3 separate regions of the Mus musculus genome follow, and regions 1 and 2 are each linked to region 3. The links are chromatin loops, found by intact Hi-C in ENCODE. Cell type or tissue: heart. All regions are shown on one strand.

Region 1 (2,500 bases), 390 kb before region 3:
CAGTGTGGTATGGAGCCGGGGAGTCTGCCTTTCTGTGCCTCAAGTCTCTCATCTGCTTATGGTTCTGATTTGCAGAGTCGCTGAGACTATGTGTCCCAGGTCAACATAGCACCCAGCCACCCACTTAGATCCATGCTCCCAACCACTATGTCACCCCTTCCTTCTAGGTTACTAAGGTTGGGCCTTGGATCAGGCGAAAGCGACAGTAATTGGAGTAGATGAACTGTCAATAGAAAGGCCACAGCGGGGGTGGGGTGGTGGGGGGTGGTGGTGGTGGTGGTGGTGGAGAAATGGCTCAGTGGTTAAGAGCATTGACTGCTCTTCCAAAGGTCCTGAGTTCAAATCTCAGCAACCACATGGTGGCTCACAAACATCCATAATGAGATCTGATGCCCCTTCCTGAGGTGTCTGAAGACAGCTACAGTGTACTTAAATATAATAAATAAATAAATAAATAAATAAATAAAATCTTTAAAAAAAAAAAGAAAGGCCACAGGGATGTGAGGGCGGCTGTAAGGGACACATGGGCACTTGGCTTCCTTAAGTACCTTCCTGTTAGGAGATGGTGGCCAGCCCAGAGAGCAAGTGACCACACCAGGGGTCCTAGGGATAACAGGCATGTTGCAACATATGCTAGGGGAAAGGGACTTTCTCTTGATCATCATCCTCCAAAGGGTGATTTTTATTTATTTATTTTTATTGTATGTATATGAGTGTTTTGCCTGCGTATTAGTGTGTATGTCACGTGGATGCCTGATGCCTGAGGAGGCCAGAAGAGGGCATAGGATCTCTGGAACTGCAGTTACAAATGGTTATGAGCTGTGGGTGCTGTGAGTCTAACCCAGGTCCTCTGTAAGAGCAGCGAGTGTTCTTAACCCTGAGCCACCTATCTCTTCAGAGCATCTCCCCATCCCCTTTGCAAGGAGAGGTAGGGTTTCAACGATGTAGACCAGGTAGACCTCGAATTCATGAGATCCTCCTTCTCTGCCTCCAAATGCACACCCAGCTGCATCTTCTTAACAACAACAACAACAACAACAACAAAAAACCTTTGTATTTTTTACTCTTCAAAGGATTGGATTTCATTATGACATTTTCATGCCTATATATTATTGTACTGTGCTCCACCCCTCCCCCACACCTCAGACTTATAAATATTCCACAGCAACTTGGAAGTACTTGTGAAACTGCTTGCACTCCTTTGAATTAAGACCCTGCGTTGTCCAGGCTTGCCCTTCCTGGAGGCTGCACTGCAGGCTTAGCCCAAGCCCAGGTTCAGAGGCCCTGGAGGTGCCAGGCTTCCCCATTCTGCCCCACCGCACACATGGATCTCACGCTTGGCATGTTCCCCGATTCTGGTAGCCTCGCTTCCTGATCAGTCTTGGGGTTTCTGGAGCGAGGAGGGTGTGCGTGGGGCGCGAAGTTTCCGGGCTGCAGGATCTGCTGCGTGGGGGCCCGTTTGGGCCGGGTCGCGCGCTGCCCGCGACCGCCGGTAGGGGGCGCCTTAGTCATGCATTATTCATCGGCAGCCCGCGTCGCTCGCCTTCCCCCGCGCGGGCTGCGGGCTGCGCGGAGGAGCGGGAGCGCGGAGCCTTCACAATATTGTGGCAGCTTCGCGAATGACGGCTGCGGGGAGGCGGGGGGCGCAGCCTCAGGCGGCGGCGGGGGCGCGGGCGCGGGCGGGGAGCGGTCCCGGATGGGGGCGAGGAGGGGCTGGTTCAGGGTGAGGGCAGAGCCTGCAGCATCCGTCTGTACGTCCAGGCATCCTCTTTTCCTTCCATCAAGTCAGCCAGCACTAGGGAACATCTGGCCGGGGCGGGCGAGGTGTAGGGGACGCGATGGTGAATAAGGTAGGCCTGGTCCCTGTCCTTTCAAAACTTCATCTCCAAGTGGTCAGGGAGACACATTTAAAAGCAAGCAGATAATTCAGATAGTCCCAGGTAAGCGTGCACTGTATAAGCGAGCGCCACGGGCATGGTGGACCGGGAGAGAGCTTCTGAGAGGCGGTGACAGTGTGCAAAGATGAACCTGACTTTGAACATTCCAACCTCTGGCCTTTCTCCCTGTCTCCCTCAAGGCCTCACGGAAATCAGCTCCTCTCACCCTCAGTCACCCAAGAAGTCAGGAGGGTTTTGATGAGACCTGGATGGGGGCACGAATCCAAACTATGGGGTCCCTGCCTAGCCACCCTCTGGGATCAACCCGGGATGGCAGGAGCCCGAGTCATCTCAGCTCTCAAAGCTCCCACCTCTTACTCTGCTCCAGGAGAGGAGTTGGGAGGGAGACACGGAGGGCGTGGGCTCAGGGTCACCAGCAGCATCAGGTTTCCTTTCACTTGTACAAAGACTCGTTGACGCCTGAGCACGTCAATACCCTTAATGACAGGGAAAGGAGCTGGGACTCCAGACCGGTGCCCCCACTCCGCCTCCCCCTCCCCTGCTCTCCCCTCTGGGCCCATCTTCTTCCTCTTCTGTGCCTTCTCTCTCCTATCTGTCCCCCT
Region 2 (2,500 bases), 430 kb before region 3:
CCCTCTCTTGCTGAATCTCCTGGGAGCTGATGTCATTTATTCCCAGGGACAAGCCTGGGAGAGCATAGCTCTTTTCATTTTAGCCATGGCCAAACAGAGACCTGGAGAACTTTAGTTGTTCCACTAGAGTCATACGATGGGCAAGTGCAGCTGGCAGAAGCTTACAACCCGAGGCTGTAACCACCAGGCTTTACTGCAGCTGTGGGGAAGGCTCACGCCACCCTGTCTGTCACAATCTCCTCTTCCTGTCTGCCCCAGGCTCTGCCCCTCAGCACTTTTCTTGGGGCTCCTATGAACACGCCGACATTCCTGTTGTTTCTCTGCCTTCTCATCTCTCATCTACCCTCCTCCCCATTTGCCATTTACACATACATTCATACACACACAGACACAGACATACACACAAACACATACAGACACTGACACACATGAATACACAGACACACATAAACACACAGACACACATAAACACTCAGGCACAGACATCCACACAGACACACAAAGATACACACACAGACAGATGCATACATATCCATATACAAATAGACACAGACACACATAAACACACAGACACACACACAAACAAAGACACACACAGATACACACACAGACAAACATGCAGCACACAGATACACACACATACACACAGATACACACAAGCTGTAGATACACTACAGCACACATGCACATACCATGTCTGGCACACAGGAGGGACCAGGAAGGACTCTAGGAACAGGCCATCCAGCCTTCCACTGTTTTGGGTCTGAGGAGGAGGCGGTTGTTACTGTAAGAGGTGGGGTGGGGAGAGCTGTGCTCTCCTTCAGGCCTCCATGCTGGGTCTCCCTGTCTGGTGGAGTGCTTGCTGGTGTCCAAGCTGGGGAGGGCATGGCAGCTTCTGACTTGAACACAGAGCACACACAGAGCATTCTGGAGGTGGTCACGCCCTGTTTCATATCCAAGATGGCTTCTACATGGGTAGAAGGACTTTGCAGGTGCACGCTAGCCTCCAACAAAGCCAGACTCTCAGCCCTAACTTAATTCTCCTGTGTGTGTCCTGACCCAGACCCAGTTTCCCACCTACCTGGTCAGGCCAGTCCGTGTCCACACCCACCACTAGGTGGCACCAAGTGCCCTTAAACTGAAGGGTAAGCTACCCCAGAGGGCTAGGGTGGGATAGGGACTGGCCCTAGCACCCTCTCTGGTGGCTCTGCCCCAATATCCCCTACCTTGAGTGCCATGGAAGGCCCTCAGAGTACAGTACTATAGGCTTTCCCTGTTGCCCTTGCAGATCAAGACGTTGTTCTTGTCCCCAATTTACAGATCAGGAAACTGAGGTTCAGGCAGGTACCGTAGTAGATCTGAAAGCCACACAGCTTCCATTTCCTGACTGCTCTCCCCAAAGGGTCAGAGGTCAGGGGTTGAACCCTAGAGCTGTTCCACAGTGCTGAGAGAAGCCTTTCAGGGGAGGAGAGAAACTGGATCGAAGGGTTTCAGTGGCCTGAGAGGAGGGGAGTCCAGGGCGGTAAGCTGGTGGGAGGGAGGGGTGGTGGAAGTCTCCAGGCCCTTCTCTGAGGTGAGGCCCAAGAAAATCAGAAGAGTAGGGAATGGTGGGATGAGGGGAGGGATTCCCGACACCAAACATCTGGGAAGGCTTGAGAGAAGTAAGTCGCCAGATGTTACAAGTCATGCTGGGCAGATGGCGGAGGCCCTGCCTTCACGCACACGGTCTCTGGTGGGCTGGATCCATACAGGGAGGTGGGGACATCTGTCTCTAGAGGGGAGGTGGAGTGTCCAAACACGGGAAGAGGGGCTGGCTCTGGGTTCCTTGGGGAGGCAGGATATGCCACAGCCCCAGAAGTTCCCAAGACTCACATACATCCCATCTGTTACCTGCAATGACAGCCAAAGGGACCATGTGGCCCATCCACCTTTCTCCACAAAGAACACACTGTACAGACTGTGCAGGGGCCAGGAGCTGGAGACACCACGGTAACCAGGAACAACTGGCCCCGTCTTCTTTCATCTTTATTTAGGGCAAACGAGTGATAAACAAGTAAATAAAAAAAGGGTATAGACAGGTGTCAACAGGTAACCCAGGAAGCCTTCCTGGAGGATTTGCCATGACGGGGCCACATATGACTTTCCGGTAGAGGAACTGGGCAGTCACTCCAGCTGTCAGGTGGGAGTGAACTCAGTGGACTGAAGGGTTACAAGGATGGTCACAGAGGCTGCTACCAAGTGTGTGAGGGCATGGCCGGGCTGAAGAGGACCCTGCCAGGCACAGCTTGTCTCCGAGAGGACTGGGTAGCTTTATGTTGGCGTGAAGGGGAAGAGAAATGTGTTTTGGAAGATGACACACGAGGAAGCTGCCAGGGATGGAGCAGAGAGACTACCTCAGGGACCCAAGTGCGGGGGTGGGAGGGGGTGGTGGTGGTGCTGCCTAAAGACCTTCAAGTCCCTAGCTAGCTCAGTCACCAAACTAGGGCTCTGGAACTCTACG
Region 3 (2,500 bases):
CAGTTGGGTGCTCTTACCCACTGAGCCATCTCTCCAGCCCAGGTTCTGAATTTCTTAAAACAGGAGTGCAGGGCAGACAGCCGATGGGACGCAGATACCTAAGGAAGCAACCCCCAACCCTGAGCTCACAATCATTCCCAGCTGAGATGGCAGCTCTGATTCATCAAACAACTGAATATTGGCTCTGACACCACCCCGTGCAGTAGTTATCCGTATTCCGACTTTGCAAAGGAGAAAACTATATTTGGGCCACGACTAACTGACTAGAGGACCCGAAATCACAACCGACGCCAGAGGGTGGGTTCTAGGGCAGCCTGCCAGGGGCTGACTCCGGGCTCTGCAGCATAGAATAGACAACGTTTCCCAGGTCCTAGTGAACTGCTCAGGTCTCACTATGTAAACCAGGCTAGCCTCAAGCTCACACACACCGCTCGCTCTGACTCCTGAAATTAAAGGCCTGAGCCCCACGCACTGTCCTCGCTTGTTCCTGAGACAGGGTCTCTCTAGGTACTTAACTGATCTAAAACTCGTAATCCTCCTGCCTCAGCCCCTGAATTAGTCTGTGTGTCTCTCCTGCATCTCTCTCACCCTCACACGCGCTATCCCCAGCCTCTTTTGTTGTTTTGTTTTGTTTTGTTGTTTTTGTTTTGTTTTGTTGTTTTTGTTTTGTTTTTCGAGACAGGGTTTCTCAGTGTAGCCTTAGCTGTCCTGGAACTCACTCTGTAGACCAATTGAGAGATGTGCCTGCCTCAGTCTGGGATTAAGGACTTGCGCCGCCACCACCGGGCGGGCCCTCCTTTAAGACAGGGCCTCCCGTAATCCCGGTTGGCCTCGAACTCGGTATATCGCTGAAAATGACTCTAAACTGGCTTCTGCCTCCACCCTAAGCCTCTCGCTTCCACACACACCCCGCTCCGTGCTGGGGTCACAGTCGTTCACCACCAAGCCCGGTAGGTGCGGTGCTGGGACTCGAACCCATAGATTCCCTCATGCTGGGCAAACGCTCCTCCAAGCCCCATCGTCTCTCTGTAGCGCCCACACCCGACCCTCACAGCGCCGGGACACCCGGACTCTGGCGAGCTGGACGCAGGCTCGGCGGACCGCACCCCCTCCTTGCAGCCGAGCGACGCATGCGCACACGCGGAGGCCGGCTAGGGACTCGGGGCCTTTCCCTCTCCCAGGACCTCACGTCCTGCCCTTGCTGGGACCCCATTTATTTTATACCTGCCGGTGAGAGAACTCCTGCGGCTCCTCAGCCTCCACCTCCTCCATCACTGCGGACAACCCCGGTCGGCGCGCCACTGTCGGCTCAGACTTTCCCGCGCTACCTCTGCGACGGGCGGCGCCGAGGGTCAAAGCGCGAAGCGCCTCCTTCCTGTCCCGCGCGCGCCCCCTGGCGACAGCTCGCGGAAGGGTCTTAGCGTTGGTGTGACCCGGGGTTCAAGCATCTGTAAGAACGTGCGTGAGATGGCTCACTGGTTAGCAGTCACTGAGAGCACCGGCCAGACGCACCACCCACATCAGGTGGCTCACTAAACACGTGTAATTCCATCTCTAAGGGACACAATGTTCTCTCTTGGTCTCTCTTGGTACCCGCATGCAGATGCACACACAAATACACACATATGCATAATAAATATATAAGTAAATAAAAGTGTTTAAGTAAAAAATATATATATGTTGGGCCTGGTGATGCACCCTTTTAATCCCAGCACTCTTGAGTCATAGGCCAGTGGATCTCTGTGAGTTCCAGACCAGCCAGGGCTACATAGTGAAACTTGCCTTAAAATTAAAAAACAAAACAAAACAAAAAAAGCAAGAGTGTATAGCCCACAATTAACAGATGATAAAGCACTTGGCTGGCAAGATAGCTTTGTGAAAGCCAGGCATGGTGGCACATGCCTTTAATCCTAGCACTTGGGAGGCAGAGGCAGGCGAATTTCTGAGTTCGAGGCCAGCCTGGTCTACAAAGTGAGTTCCAGGACAGCCAGAGCTATACAGAGAAACCCTGTCTCGGAAAGAAAGAAAGAGAAAGAAGAAAGAGAGAGAAGAAAGAGAGAGAAGAAAGAGAGAGAAAAAAGATCGTTTTGTGGGTCAAAACACATTGCCCTGCAAGCCTGGGGCCCTGAGGCCCTGAGTTTGATTCCCAGAACTGACTCCAGAAAGTTGTTTTCTTACATCCACTGTGTGCTCACACTCACACAAACCAATAGCCAGTTGATGTAAGTTATGGAAGGCAGCGCCTTCTATGGTGAACCATTCACACACACAACCTCGTGCAAGGAACCTTGGATTTTTATGGCTCTTCCACCAGCACCAAATCAGTGATCAGTGAGATCACTGCTCAAACGCTATCCCCTCAGAGCGAGTGGTTCACGTTACCAGGGACAAGAGTGGCTGCTTCTCCATTATGTCAAGCTATACAGCGAGAGGCTCTGAGGTGGCTCTGCAATAATAACAGCTGCCGTTCCTGCAGACCAGGATTTGGTTCATGGCACCC

The links. A loop is a pair of places that touch in the nucleus more often than their neighbours do. Peaks named below come from ENCODE experiments on the same cell type or tissue, not always from the same donor. Only the 100,000 strongest peaks of a DNase experiment are listed, where the experiment ranks them.
Region 1: it touches region 3 in a loop (8-fold over the local background); 4 of 42 quality-filtered maps call a loop at or near these places.
Region 2: a loop joins it to region 3, with 4 times the contacts of the local background. A loop is called at or near these places in 3 of 42 quality-filtered maps.

The regions. Positions count from the first base shown.
Region 1 is chr4:148,741,342-148,743,841 of GRCm38, forward strand. No RefSeq gene overlaps it. Among named protein-coding and RNA genes, the nearest start is that of Gm32897, 4.8 kb to the right of the region's middle. In heart, a CTCF peak has its summit at 1,469 (motif pointing right); a DNase peak (open chromatin) is centred at 1,470; H3K4me3 peaks cover 1,316 bases; H3K27ac peaks cover 1,379 bases; H3K27me3 peaks cover 346 bases.
Region 2 is chr4:148,703,813-148,706,312 of GRCm38, forward strand. No RefSeq gene overlaps it. Among named protein-coding and RNA genes, the nearest start is that of Gm32897, 42 kb to the right of the region's middle. In heart, a CTCF peak has its summit at 1,110 (motif pointing right); no DNase peak of the experiment used is centred here; H3K27me3 peaks cover 1,563 bases.
Region 3 is chr4:149,136,252-149,138,751 of GRCm38, forward strand. It overlaps Cenps (centromere protein S), which reads right to left and starts at 1,349. Exons shown (of 5, transcript NM_027263.2): 1 at 1,225-1,349. The coding sequence starts at 1,272. In heart, no CTCF peak of the experiment used is centred here; a DNase peak (open chromatin) is centred at 1,220; H3K4me3 peaks cover 1,359 bases; H3K27ac peaks cover 1,250 bases.